Regions from separate parts of the Homo sapiens genome. Here region 2 is linked to region 1. Evidence: chromatin contacts called from ENCODE Hi-C or POLR2A ChIA-PET data. All regions are on one chromosome and are shown on one strand. Each heading gives the region's core, a stretch centred on a gene start or an enhancer-like site at or near the end of the contact. The rest is flanking DNA. Distances are from core to core; before and after follow the strand shown.

Region 1 (6,604 bases), core at 3,866-6,365:
TTTTTTTTCTCCTGCAGCTTCTTCACCTCTCTCGGCCTTCATAGAAGTGAAGAGAGTTAGGGTCTTGCTCTGGATTAGGCTTCTGCTCGGGGGAATGTTTTAGCTATCTTTAATCTGAACCACTGAAACTTTCTCCATATCAGCAACAAGACTGTTTTGCTTTCTTATTCTTATATTCACTGGAGTAGCATTTTTAATTTCCTTCAAGGACTTTTCCTTTACATTTACACTCTGGCTAACTGGTACAAGAGGCCTAGCTTTGGCCTATTTCAGCTTTTGACACCTTCACCTTCTTCACTAAGCTTAATCATTTTTAGCTTTTGATTTAAAGTGGGAAACATACAACTTTCACTTAGAGGGACTTGTAGGGTTATTAATGGTCTATTTTCAATACTGTTGCACCTCAGGGAATGGGGAGGCTGGAGGAAAGAGAGATGGAGAATGGCTTGTTGGTGTAACAGTCAGAACACACACATTTATCAATTAAGTTTGCTGTCTTATCTGGACACGGTCCATGGCCCCCCAAAACAATTACAATAGTAACAACAAAGATCACTGATCACAGGTCACCATAATGAATATAATAATAATGAAAAAGCTTGAAATATTGTGAGAATTACTAAAATGTGACACAGAGACACAAAGTGAGCACATGTTTTTGGGAAAATGGCACTGATAGATTTGTTCAATGCAGAGTTACTTCAAACCTTCAATTTGTAAAAAAAAAAAATGCAGTATCTTTGAAATGCAATGAAGTGAAGTGAAATAAAACAATGTATGTCTGTATGTAGGAGTAGGATTATTGGGCTATATGGTTAGGTGTATATTGAACTTTATAAAAGTGGCCAAACTATTTTTAGTGCGGACATACCATTTTGCACCCTCACCAGTGTGGTATGAGAGTTTCAGTTGCTCTGCAGCCTCATCAACACTTGGTATTGTCAGGTTTTTTTTTTTTGCCATTCTAATAAGTGTCTAGAAGTTATCATTGCAGTTTTAATTAGCATTTCACTAAAGACTAATGATATGAGTATCATTTCATGTGCTATTTGTCACCCATATATCTTCTTTGGTAAAGTGTTTGTTCAAATCTTTTGGCCATTGAAAAAAATTTGGTTGTTTTCTTATTGCTGAGTTTTGAGAGTTCTTTGTATGTATTAACTACAATTCCTGTGTCAGGTGTATGATTTGCAACTATTGTCTCCCTGTCTATTCTTGTCTTTTCATTCTCGTAACCGTGTTGTTTGCAGAGAAAATGTTTTAACTTTTAGAAAGCCCAATTGATTTACTTTTTGTTATGTATTGTGCTTTTTGGCTTTGCATTTTCAACCTTCAATTTTTATATATTAAAAGTAAAATTTCTAAAAAAAGATTTCCTCCTAGCAATAGCAGATTATCTACATGTATGTAAATAATAATTACCTATATCTCCTAAATGTGAAATTAAATAAGACATTAGACAATTTGTGCAGAAAAAACAAATTAAAGTTAAGAAAGATGAGACAAGGATCTAATAATTTTTAAAACACGGAACTAATGTCTTTTCGATTTTGGATAATAGTTGCATGTAGACACATGAAATAAAATGCCTCATGGGGTTTCAAATACCCATTCATTTATTTACCCATTCATTTTAGAATATTTACTGAGCACCCACTATAAACCAGGCACTGTGTTCTACGTGGGGGCATATGGATTCATATGATGGGACAAAGAACTTGCAATAAATAGATCAATGGATAACACAATGTGGTAAGAACTGTGATTGACATATATTCAAAATGAACCAGGTTTCTTTTTTTTACATGTGGTAGTGTCATCATGCCTATCTCAGTATGAAATTGTTCATGTGACTATTTGATCTAAAGTCTTTCTCTCCTACTCAGGTGATGGGTGCACTACAATCTGACTTCACCACTATACAATTCACCCATGCCAAAAACCACTCGTACTTCCAGAGCTATTGAAATAAAAATATACATTAATTTAAAAAATCAGAAAGGGCTGCTTTTAAAATAATCAATAAACAAGGCTGGGCATGGTGGCTCATGCCTGTAATCCTAGCACTTTGGGAGGCCAGGATGGGCAGATTACCTGAGGTCAGGAGTTCAAGACCAGCCTGGCCAAAATGGTGAAACCCCATCTCTACTAAAAATAAAAAAATTAGCTGGGCATCAACAACTCAGGAGGCTGAGACATGAGAATCACTGGAACCTGGAAGGCAGAGGTTGCAGTGAGCCAAGATTGTGCCACTGCACTCCAGCCTGGGTGACAGAGTGAGACTGTCTCAAAAACAAAAACATGAAACAATAACAACAAAAAATAATCAATAAACAGATCTGTAGTGAGAGCTGGGCAGGTTGGGAAGGTGCAGGGTGAGACCACCTATGGTAAATGTGAGCTGGCAGACTCAGCAGGGGTGAAACAGAGGATGGCACTCAGCCATGTTGGGCAGGGGTGAGAAGGAGAGGGCTTAAAATAAATAAATAAATAAAGTGCGTCTCTCTCTTCGTGCACTCCAGGAGTGTAAATACAATGTATGTTTTCTTCATCGCGTCACTTTGCTCCAGCCTGGGCAGCAGAGTGAGACTCCGTCAAAAAAAAAAAAAAAAAAAAAAAAAAAAGCTTGCTTCTGATGTACAGAAAGAAGGCGTTGCTTAATTCTGCCCCGGGCAGTTTCGAAGACTTGATTTTTAAAAAGGTGGTATTCGAAGTGAATCTTGAAGCAAAGATAGGAACTTGCTGTTGGGGCAGGAGAGAGTTGAGAAGGAAGAGAAGCACAGCATTCTAGCACTATGAAATCTTAGACATGGGTGTGTGAAGGTCCACGGACAGGCAGTTGTAGGTGGAGCAGAACCATCCTGCCTGCGGAACTGTGAGGACAGAAGATGAGACCAACGTGGAAAGCTGGGAACGGACTGGGAAGGAAACGCCTTGCCAACCAGGCTCCATTTGAACTTCCTCACAGTGGGGTTGGAACTGAAGAATTTTAAGCTTGAAAGTGACATGATTACATTAGTGATTCTGAAATAGAGAGGGCAGCGTGTGGTCGACTGGAGAGCAGAGCAGTGAAAGCCTGTTGCTGAAGCGCTGGTAAGGCATGATGAGGTCTGGCAGTGAAATAGAGATGCTGGGAGGGATGGATCTAGAAGTCATCCTAGGAGACAGAAACACAGGACTGGGCGATTGACAAGATGTGAAGGGAAAAGCAGAAGGAAGATTTAACATTTTCGCTCTTCTGATGCCTGAGGAGTGTTGTATGTTGGTAGTCAACATTTTAAAAAAATTTTTAAATTAATATTAATGTTCTTTAGAAAATACCGTAAAGTATAAAGAACAAGAAAACCATCCATTATCCCAACACGCAGAGATAACCACTGCAGACATTTCATATGCATATCTTTCCAGCCTTCTTTGAAAATATATTTCTGAAAAGAGATCCTAAGGGTTCCATCTCTACCAGGAACTCGGCTCTCATAAACTGCATTAATACGTTGAACTTCACTTTGAACCCAAATATGAATATTTTCACTAAACTATGCACCGATTTTTTTTAAATAAAGTGAATAAGTACATGGACCGGAACTGCCAACTGGAAACTAAATGAGTGTCAGCAGTGACACCCGGGACATGCCCTCATTAGTAGATGCTAACCCGCAGAGGTAACCTGCCTAGACACGGAGAGACATTTCCAAGTTCAGGTTGATTAATTCATATTCAATTCATTCACCCTGCTGAGCCCTGCAGGAAGACAGCGCGGCAGCGATCTCCACCTTGAGGGGGCGCTAATTATTTTTTGCCTACTTGAACCCTGAGCTTGGGCAAGCCTGTGCACATACACTAAGAGAAAAACTTTCTGAGGTCTAGCAGCTGTCGATCAAAAATAGGTTATCCTAGGCCCTTCCAAATAGAGGGACTGGGGAAGGAAGTTTAATTTAAAAAAGAGTAAGAATGTTTTTATGTTGGGATGGATAGATTATTGGGAAGGCAGGGTGATTCAGGAGAGGCCTGAAAAAATGCTCCAGGGGTAGAAAATCCAAGGAGAAGGTGGAGGGGTCTCAAAGATCGACAAATAGCCACATGGCGGGCCGCCCTTACGAAGGTAGCCTTGCAGGCCAAGTTCGGGGGGAGGTGGGGAGGCTGGTTCCGAGTTTCCGGGCATATCCGTGGAGTCCTTCCAGACCTTCCTGGGGACCTTCCCCGGTCACCCCGGCTCCCCGCCGGCCCCCCGCGCTGCTCAGGGGAGAGTAGGACTATGACCCACTTCCACTCTAAGGCTCTAGATCGAACCGTCCAGGGGGGTCAAACACGATTTACAACAAGGAAGAGAAAAACCAATACGTCCCAAGAGGGCTGCAGGGGCTTTAACTGGAGGAAGGGTTGGGCAGAGGGTGGCAGTATTATGCCCTGGACTTTTTTGCACCAAACCCATAACCGGATTCCCACTTCCTAAGACCTGCCTTCCTGGCTCTTCCCACCGCCTCCATGCTCCGCCCCGCAGCTTAGGTCTTTTACTGCAAACGTCAAGTGGTCTCCGCCTTCCCTGGGTTCGGAGCTTCACTTGCTCTTGAGCTCTGCGGTCCGGCGGATTTCGCGGGGCCCAGGGGATGGCGGGGAGTGAGATTTGGCCAGGGTCATTTCACACTGCCGGGCCTGCAGCCACGCACGCAGCTGCTGGCCCGGCTGAGGCTGGCGGCTAGGGAGAGGCGCCAGGGGGTCGCGCACAGGAAGGTATCGGTGCACCCTGAGCAAACACTGCTCGCTTCCAACGCTCACTGGGAACAGGCTTCCCGGGAAGGTCCCAAATCTCTCCAGTTCCGCTCACCCTGCGGGCGGGAGCGCGGCGCCCGGGTGCCCCACCTGCGCCGGGCGGTCGGCTCCCGCTGGCCGGAGTTTGCAGACTTGGCGCTCAGGCCGATTCTCCCGGAGTTGGGCCGCGCGCGCCGGGCCAATGAGCGCGCCCCGCGGAGGGCTCCGCTCCCCCCGCGCGCGCTGATTGGTCCCGCGGCCCTCGAGGCCGGGCCGGCCGCGGCTGCGGGCGGCGGCCAGTGCCCGGCGCGAGTGGGAGTGGCGCGCGCGCCCCTAGCCGCCCCCCGCCTCTCCCCGCTGCGCTCCCTCGCTCCTTCCCTGAGCTCCCGGGCTCCGGCAGCGGGCTGGCGGGGCGCCGCATTGCACACTCTGGGGGCGCCGCAGTGTTCGTGGGATGGGGCAGCGGGCTGCAGCTGGCGGCCGGAATCCGCGCGCAGCCCGGGTGAGTAGAGGCGGGCTTCCCGGGAGAGCACAAAAGAACAGGGGATTGGTGCCAGCGGCCCCGGCTTAGGCGGGGCCTGGCCAAGGCAGGGAGTGCGCTGAGTCCCTGGAACTACCCGATGCTAGGGCAGTCCCCTGGGGCCAGAGGAACTGGGGTCCCGGCCTCCGGCGTTTTGCCCCTAGTGGGCAGAGAGCCCCGCGAGTAGCCTGGACGGGTCCAGAGGGGCGTGTGTACTCGTGTGTGTTGGGCTGGCGCGTGGAGGGTGGGATGGAAAGGTCAGGAGCTGCCAAGTTCAAGGCTGGAGGAACCTTTCCCAGGAGTAATTCAGCATCTTCTCACGGCCCAACATGCGTCCACCAGGAACTCCAGCCGGAGGGAGTTCCTGGGCGGCGGACTGGCAGCACCCCACATGTTGCTGCGGGGCGGGGGGCAGTGGCGGTAGCCCGGCTGCGGCCACCCGGAGCCTCTAAGGGAGGTGCAGTGTGCTGGAGGTACCTCCCCGCCGCTGCAAGACCACGCTAGGCCTTTCAGCCATCCACCCCGACAACCCAGGGAAGGGACCATCCACCCACAGAGTTGGGATTTGGCCTGGGCTTGACTTGGCGACCTGTTTTTCTCTCCGGTAACAGCAGTTCCGTTGATTCACATTTGGCTAAGCGTTCAGTTACAACCTAAAGCTCACTATCTGACGGTCTGACTCGCTCTGACCCCCACCATATCCTCACTATCTCTACCGCTGCCCTCCTCCAGTCCCCTCTCCCGCCCCAGTATCTGCCCTGCTCCTCACTGCGGGGCTCAAAACTTGGTGTTTGAGCATGATTGCCTTCGGTGTGGTCCTTGGCATTTTCAAGTGTCACAATCACATCCCGTTTCCTAGAGGACTCCAAAGACTTGTTATAATGGGATCGGGGGAGAGAATTGGGTGGGGGGGAATGGAAGAGGGTCTTTGGTAGTCACTTGTTGGAAGAACAGCATTGACCTCCCAGAGCATATGACAAAAAGAATGTTAAGCTTCTTTCTATGGTAACCTACCCAAGGTGTGACCTCCAAAATTCAATTTTCTTTGTGGGAGGCAAGGGAGTTTAGATTCTCCAGGGGGAAGCTTATTTCTTGTTAAATTGACTTGCGGTGACATACACACTGTTCTGCTCTGCTCTGGCCAGCCATTGCAGATGCCATGATATTATTAGAGCAATTCCCTTAAAGCCATTACATTTTCTTTCGAGTGAGAGGAACTCGAGCTAGCTGTTTAAAATTTTGGATCTGCACCTTATTTCTCTAGAAGACATTAATGGTTACTGTATATGCGCTCACGTGTACCAAGTTTGCAAAAGGTATTTGTGCAATCGCCCA
Region 2 (7,165 bases), core at 1,582-4,081, 36 kb after region 1:
TATGTCGTGAAGAAAATTGGAAGAGCTAGATTTGAATATTGATGCCTTCAGTAATCAGTTGGCTCTGTAAATGTGGGCAAGTCAGCTAACCTAGATCTGTGTGCCTGTCTTTGTTAAATCATTCCTTTTCTGCTTACCTTATGGGGTTAATATGAAGACTGAATGATAAATCACATGGGAAAGTGCTTTGAGAAACAGCAGGCACTACACATATGCTATTTATAAGTATATATTTGGTTGATGTAGATCTTTTGCAGATTTCCTCATACCAGGATTACCTGGCTGGTCTGATTCATTTGGTGAGTAGGGGCTTAATAATATTTGGTAAATGCATTTGATAAAAATGCTCTTTTGCCCTCCTAGTTCTCATTCTTATATTTTGGGTTGTTGACACTAAAAATCTGAAAGCTCAGAATTTAGTCTCCTTCATAGAACTTTATTTTCTTTCCTACTTTTAAAAAAATGAGCCTTTCTTATCTCACTCCTTAGCTAGTATTTTTATCTTGTAGCCCATAGGAAGGTACGACTTATAGAAGATTTGCAATGATTTCAGCAGCTTTTCAGAAGGGCTTTGAGTGAACAGTTAATCTCTTGAGAATGCAAAGTCATTTGTGGTGGAGAATCTTAGGCCAGTGTTGAGTTGCAAATCCTGGGGAGTCCTGACTCAAGAAGATAGGGAATTTAAAAAGAAAGCCAGTGAAATACATTTGATTCTCTTTTTCCCTGTCCTGCCTTAGCCTGCAATGTTACTTATTCCTTTAAGATGCTTTAATTGCTAATTGTCTGCTGTTTGATTTTGAGGTTAGTTGAAATCACCAGGATGATGGAAGGCCTGACCTGACCAGACCTGAATTCATTGGCAAATTCTCAACTTTTTGAAAAATTAATGAGTTTTGGCTGAGATGACACCTGACTTTTTACAGCATCTTGTTTTGATTTATTGTTTCTTTTGTTTACTTGTCAGATATTCCCGCCCATGACATGGATTTACAGAGTACAATTTTTTTTTTTTTTTTTGCATGTTCAAAGTCAAGCTATCCTGATTGGTGCAACATACAGACATAAAATGATACTTTGAGGGGCATCCTTTTGGATACATTTTTGTTCCTCTCTCATTGTTTCCCTGGGATGAATTCTTAGACATAGAATTACTCCAGGAAGGGTACCAACTTAAAACATTAAAATCAAACCAAACAAGAAAAAGATACATATTAATAGATTGTATTCCCTAAAGGCTGTACTAATTAACACTCCCACCAGTAGTGTATGAGAATGCATATCTCACGGCAACTTTGTCATTGTTCACTTACTCTGTAGCATCTCTGGAGTACTCACAATCTTCTAGGTTCAGACATTTTTCAGAAGTTTTCAAAATCACCCCAGGTGATTTGAAGCTGAAACCACTGGTTTAGTTGATAGGAGAAAAGCATTCTCTCACTATCTCTTAGTGGTTTGAATCTCTCTCACTATCCCCTTAAAATAGATCAGTCACTTTAGGTCATTGGTGTGTTTTGCTACACAGGACATACTATTCCTAATGAACAGCCCCTTCATCACTCTAACACTCTTGAACCACTAATTCACAGTAGTGTCACTTCTAGGCTTATTAATATAATCTTTTGCCCATGCAAAGCTCTCCAATGTTCAGATAATTCTGCTGGATGATGTTACCTTTCAACTGAACCACATCATCTTGTTGGCAAAGCACCTCATGAATACTATCTCATTTAACTATTGCAGGGACCTTGGAATTAGACATTTCCATTCTATTTTTACAGAGAAAGGAAAAGGAACCCAAATAAGTAGCTTTTCTCTAAGGTTGTGCAACTTATAATCACATGTTAGGAACTGAATCAATGTAGGTCTTCTGATTTCAAGTTCAGAGTTTCCAGTGTTGTGTCAGAACCTGTCTTTGGCTTTCGCTAGTTCTGCTGCTTTTTTAATGCACAAATGGATCTGGTTATTGGATTGTTATTAAGGATTTTTTTTTCAGTGTCTGCATTTCTTACGCTTATTTTCTTCTCTGTGTGCTCATTTAGAATTCTACATATTTACAGCTGTGTTTCTCAACGTTTATTTTTATTATTGCTCCTCCTTCCCTAGGAAAAAAATTTAATTTAATTTACATTCTTCCTAATGAGAAAAATTAAATATTAAACTGATAAGAACAGCTACTACACTTGATCTTAGCCAAAAGGCTGAGAAGTGAAGAGAAATTAAATATTAAGGAATAAAATTTTGACAGGTAGGGTTGAGCCTTGGAGGACCACAAACTATGATATCTGATGTTTTTGTTCCTCAACAACCAATTTTAATCTTGGGAGTTCAAAAATGCTGTTAATGGACACACCAATTTAGATGACTAACCCTGGCTATCAGGGCAGAGAGGAGAGCTGTTGAACATTCTGATAGATCTTATAACCGTATGTGTGCAACTAGTGGAACACATGACACCGACATTACTCTCAGCTCACATCAACTAATGACTTACAAGGAAGCTGTGCTTCAGTGTGGGTGGCTAATTATTCAAACTTGCATTCTGTATGATTAAACCACATGGAATTTCACATTTGCTTTTGTTTTCCATATATTTTATGGGTCATATAGATTATATCTCCACCTTTCACCCACTGCCTGCCTTTTTTATTAAATGTGAGCTTTGTATAAGGCTTTTGTCTACTTTTTGTCATAGCTCTGGGCTGAACTTTTAGATTCATTAGTCTCTGATTTGTGGCAGTTACCTACATTTTTACTTACAATTTTAGATAAATAAATGCCGGCGTGTTCACAGGCAGGAAAACACTGCATTGGTAGATAAGGGCCATTCCATGCTGGGCTTGACTGGTTGCCACCAACTCTGACATCCCTGACCCCTTGGCAGAGAAAGAATGTAAATGAGCGAGAATAAAGAGCCCCAGGTAGCTTCTGTTTGTTTTTACAAGAGAACCAGAGCTAGGTGATTTGGGAGAATGCCAGATATTATAAACACAGAGCCAGAGAAAAAGAACAAGGATGGCAAGAAGAGTCCAGGGACTGGGGGAGGTGCACTTGCAGGGGGTGGAGGTTGGCCCAGAGGAAGGTTTTCATTCATTTCTGTGTGTAGAATTTTTAAGATTAACTTGCTAATTTTTTTATTGAAGTCAAGCAAGATTTTAAATCATTTATCAGGGCTCATAGAGTACCTATTTATAGAAGTCAGAATAAAAGTAAATGAACCATGAATGCTAACACACATCTAGCAAATTTAGTAAGATTTAAAAGTTAAATAAACCAATGGAGCCTGCAGATTTTCTCCAGGGCCCCTTTACAAGTTTTAACTTTGTTTCCATTCCCCCCCACTTCATTTTACACACTGTCATGTGTGATTCTTTTAGCCTTAGCTTTTAGAATACGAAAATGATTTACAAGCCTGTTTTTAGAGGCTATTTCATTTTTAGTTAAACGTTTACATGATGCTGGCTTCCTATGTAACTGCTGAAAAACAAAAGTTTTTTTTTTCTTTTTTACAGGTGCTAGACTGTCAATCAGGATAAAGGAGATTGTATGAATTATTTGTTGTTGCATAACAAATTGCCACAAGTAAAACAACAAACATTTATTATCTCAAATTTTGTATGGCTTAGGTGGGTCCTGTGCTTCAGGGTCTATTACAAGGCTGCAATCGGTTGTTAGCCAGGACAGGGATCTCATCTGAAAGCTCAACCGGGAAAGATCCACTTCCATGCTCCCATGGTTGCCGCATAATCCAGTTTGTTGAGGGCTTTTGGACTGAGGGCCTCAGTTCCTAACTGCTTTGGAGGCCACCTTCAGTTCCTGGTTATGTGGGCCTTCTCAACATTGGAACTTGCCTCCTCAAAGCCAGCAAGAGATAGTCTGCTGGAAAGACATCCACCATCTTTGCTATATTCTGTTGGTTAGAGAGTCACTAGAACAGCCGACACTAAAGGGCAGGAGATTACACAAGCGCATTAACACCAGATCGAGGGGCACCTTAGGATCCTAGGCCAAGGAGATATGTGACTCCATCCCAACAAGCCTTCAGGATCTTAGATTCTTTGAGGGAAGAGACCTTTTTTTCGTAGTTAAAATATTTACAAAACCTTTGTGAGGTCATAGCTAGCGCTTTGTGCTGAACTGGATTGTGGAGCCCTGGGCTAGCACTGTGCAGGGCATGAAAGACCAACCACTCTGTAAATGCACATAAAGAACAACCTCCTTGAGCAATCTCAAGCAAGAGAAAGAAGAGGCTTCCGAGCTCCAGCAAAACAATGGGAAAAAACATACCCTTATCTTTTCCTTCTCATTTTCAAAGGTGTGTTAGAGGGAAAGGAATATATTCTGGTTCTGGAGATTTTCAGTTTTCTTTTTATCTCATTAATTCCTGGCTGGGTGTTCCAGGACAAGGTATCCAAAAAGCCTTTTTTGAATCGCAGGTACCGTGAATATAAGTAGAAGAAAGACACCGTCTCTTCCTTTAAGGAACTTACAGTCTTATGGAAGAGACACAGATGGAAGTGCACAATTACCGAATATCATCAAAAAGCCTGAGAAAAAGTTATGCAAAAGCTACTGTGTGAGCACAGAGGCTGTAAACCTAATCCTAAGTTGCAGGTGGGTGAGTATTAGACATCACTCAAGGAAGGCTTCCTGGAAGAGGTGACACAGAGTTGAATTAGTTGGACTTAACCTTTGAAGAAATGAAGGCAGGCTTTGCTGGGAGGCATTGGAGTATTAGGTATAAAGGTTTAGAAGCAGGAGAGCATTTGGGACCTCACAAAACTGCAAGTTGTTCAGTATGGATGGAGTTTAGGGGACTTCTTGGAAAGTAGTAAAAATTGAGGCTGGAGCTGGGTGTGGTGATGCCTGAAATCCCAGCTATTCAGGAGGCTGAGGCATGAGGATCACTTGAGCCCAGCAGTCAGAGGCTTCAGTGATCTATGATTGCACCACTGCACTCCAGCCTGGGTGACAGAGTGAGACCCTGTCTCTACAAATAAAAAATAAAAAGATGAGACTGGCAAGGTAGGCAGGAATAAAATGATCATCAGAGTTCTTGGATGTTGTTCCAGGGATTTTGGACTTTACCTTAAAGGAATCAAGGGATAATCCAATCAGATTGTGCTTTAGAAGTAGAGAAGGATTGGAGGGGTGTTAGGCGACAAGAAGACCAAATAGTATGTAGGTGAAGGGAGAGGGGGTCTAAAATACAGTGAAGTCAGAGGAAGAGGAGATAATGAATTTGAGATCCTAAAGATGCAGAATCATCAAGACAGGGTGATGGCACTGGTTGTGGAGCGGGAAACAGAGGAAGAAGGGAAGCTTGACTTAGATTTCTGACTTTAGTGACTGGGTAGATGGTGGGGTGACTCGCCAGTCTACAAAATATTGGGAAAGTGATACGTTTGAGTTTAGTTTTGGAATTATTAATTATAGGAGTTTGTAGGAATCTGAGCAGAGATGAGCAGTGTTTCAGGGTGTCCAGATCTGGAGCTCAGGTGAATGTGGAGGAGACCACCAGGGGAGAGTATGCGGACCCAGAGGAGAAATAGGGTGAAGGGTGAGTGCCTGTGACATCTGCAGTTAGAGGGGAGAGGACACTGTAAGAGAGGAGGAGAAATGAGTGGTATGATAATCAAGGTTCCCGGGGTTACAGGCCACGGGAGCCAACACAAGCTAGCTCAAGCAAAAACACACTTTTTAGAATTTAGGTTATCAAAGGCACTCAAGGTTCTGGAACTAGGACCCAAAAAGTCTCCAGGAGCACAGCAGGCACTCTGTCACACTAAGGTCCTCATATTGCAGCAAGGCTGTTCCCTTTTTCTGTCTAAAAACCATCTTCCTCCATTGCTCTGTGTGGGTGACATACCCACAGCTCCTGAGTTGAAGCCTCCTCAGATAATGAGATCTCCCATCCAATTGACTGCCTTTCGACCTCAACTCCAGTTTTCTGGGAGACTTAGTCTAGCGTTTCATCTTGGAAAGGTGCCCATGGTGTCATGCAATACAAATGTGGCTAATGAGGGCCCACCCTGGCTGTAGTCAGCCCTTAGAGAAAGAAGGATGTAGTTAGAATCGTATCTACCATGGGCAGCTGAAATGATAGGAAGACAGTGGCAGGAAGAGGGGTCAAAAAAGCCAGACAAAGGGAGAGATTCAAAGAGGAGGGAGGAAGTGGTCCACTGTGCTAGATGCCGCTGACCCAACAGAAGGATTGAATTCAGGAAGAAAAGGACTGTGAGTCCATGACTTTGAGTAGCTAAGTTTGTGAAAAGAAGTGGGAAATTGTTGGTTTTCATTTAGACGGGTAAGGCATAAGTATGCTTCTCTGTGGGGGAAGAGGAGGAACAGGCATTAAAGTGGGAGGGTAGACAATACAGCTGAAGGAGGGCATAACTGATGGTTGAGATTCCCGAGAAATCAAGAGGGAACAGAGGTGGAGCGATTAGCAGCAGACGGGAACGGGCCACGGCTCTCACCAAGGCTGGCAGGAAAGTGGGGTGCAGATGTAGATAATTTGGAGGGTGAGCTGCTAAGAAATTAAGTCCAGATTCTGGTGACAGGAATTATTTACTCTTTATAAAACCCTAAGTTCTTCTTTTGCTCCTTAAATGTACTGAATAAATGCTGAGAAGAGCAATTTAAAGGTCTTTGACAACTGAAGAATCTGGTATTACATATGCCAGGGGATTGACACAGAGAGCTTATGCCAGGCCAGGACTCCTTATAGGAGCCCCAAGTTGGGCCCAGTGTCCCTGTCTGAAGTAAATGCTCCTGTGTTCCTGCTGTGGTCTGTGTTCCTCCAGAATCCATATGTTGGAACTTAATTTCCAGTGTGATAGTATTAAGAGGTGGAGCCTTTAGGAGGTGATTTACTCATGAGGGTGGAGCCCTCATGAGTGGGATTAATGACCTTATATAAGAGGCGTGAGGGTGCTGTTCATCCCTGTTTCCCTCCCATCTCTTTTACCTTGTGAGGGTGAGCAACAAGGCACTATTTTGGAAGCAGAGAACAGCCCTCACCAGACACGGAATCTGCTGGTGCCCTGATCTTGGAATTCCCACCGTCTAGAACTGTGAGTAGTACACTTCTCTTGCTTATAAATAAATTACCCGGTCTGTGGTATATTGTTATAGCAGAACAAACAGACTCGGACAATTCCTAAGT

Evidence for each region. A loop is a pair of places that touch in the nucleus more often than their neighbours do. ChIA-PET counts read pairs that join two places held with the same protein, here RNA polymerase II (POLR2A). Pooled maps may share reads with other maps.
Region 2: a loop to region 1 is called in a map of endothelial cell of umbilical vein, with 4 times the contacts of the local background. The contact joins the enhancer-like site here to the promoter of LYPD6 in region 1. A Hi-C loop is called at or near these places in 1 of 168 maps with a recorded cell type or tissue (endothelial cell of umbilical vein) and 1 of 50 pooled maps. POLR2A ChIA-PET finds 5 or more read pairs at or near these places in 4 of 52 experiments (HEK293, Panc1, activated CD4-positive, alpha-beta T cell and 1 more).

Annotation. Positions count from the first base shown.
Region 1 is chr2:149,325,472-149,332,075 of GRCh38, forward strand. LYPD6 (LY6/PLAUR domain containing 6) reads left to right here and starts at 5,116. Exons shown (of 5, transcript NM_194317.5): 1 at 5,116-5,251. MIR9899 (microRNA 9899) reads right to left here and starts at 4,902; the gene lies at 4,807-4,902. RefSeq lists a silencer at 4,733-5,202.
Region 2 is chr2:149,363,545-149,370,709 of GRCh38, forward strand. The region is part of intron 1 of LYPD6 (LY6/PLAUR domain containing 6); the gene reads left to right. It also overlaps the pseudogene LOC124906190. Among named protein-coding and RNA genes, the nearest start is that of LYPD6, 37 kb to the left of the region's middle. Within about 2 kb of position 2,832, at least 3 of the 41 ENCODE cell types and tissues checked have a DNase peak (open chromatin) inside an H3K27ac peak, as active enhancers do; they include endothelial cell of umbilical vein, where a contact is called at or near this core.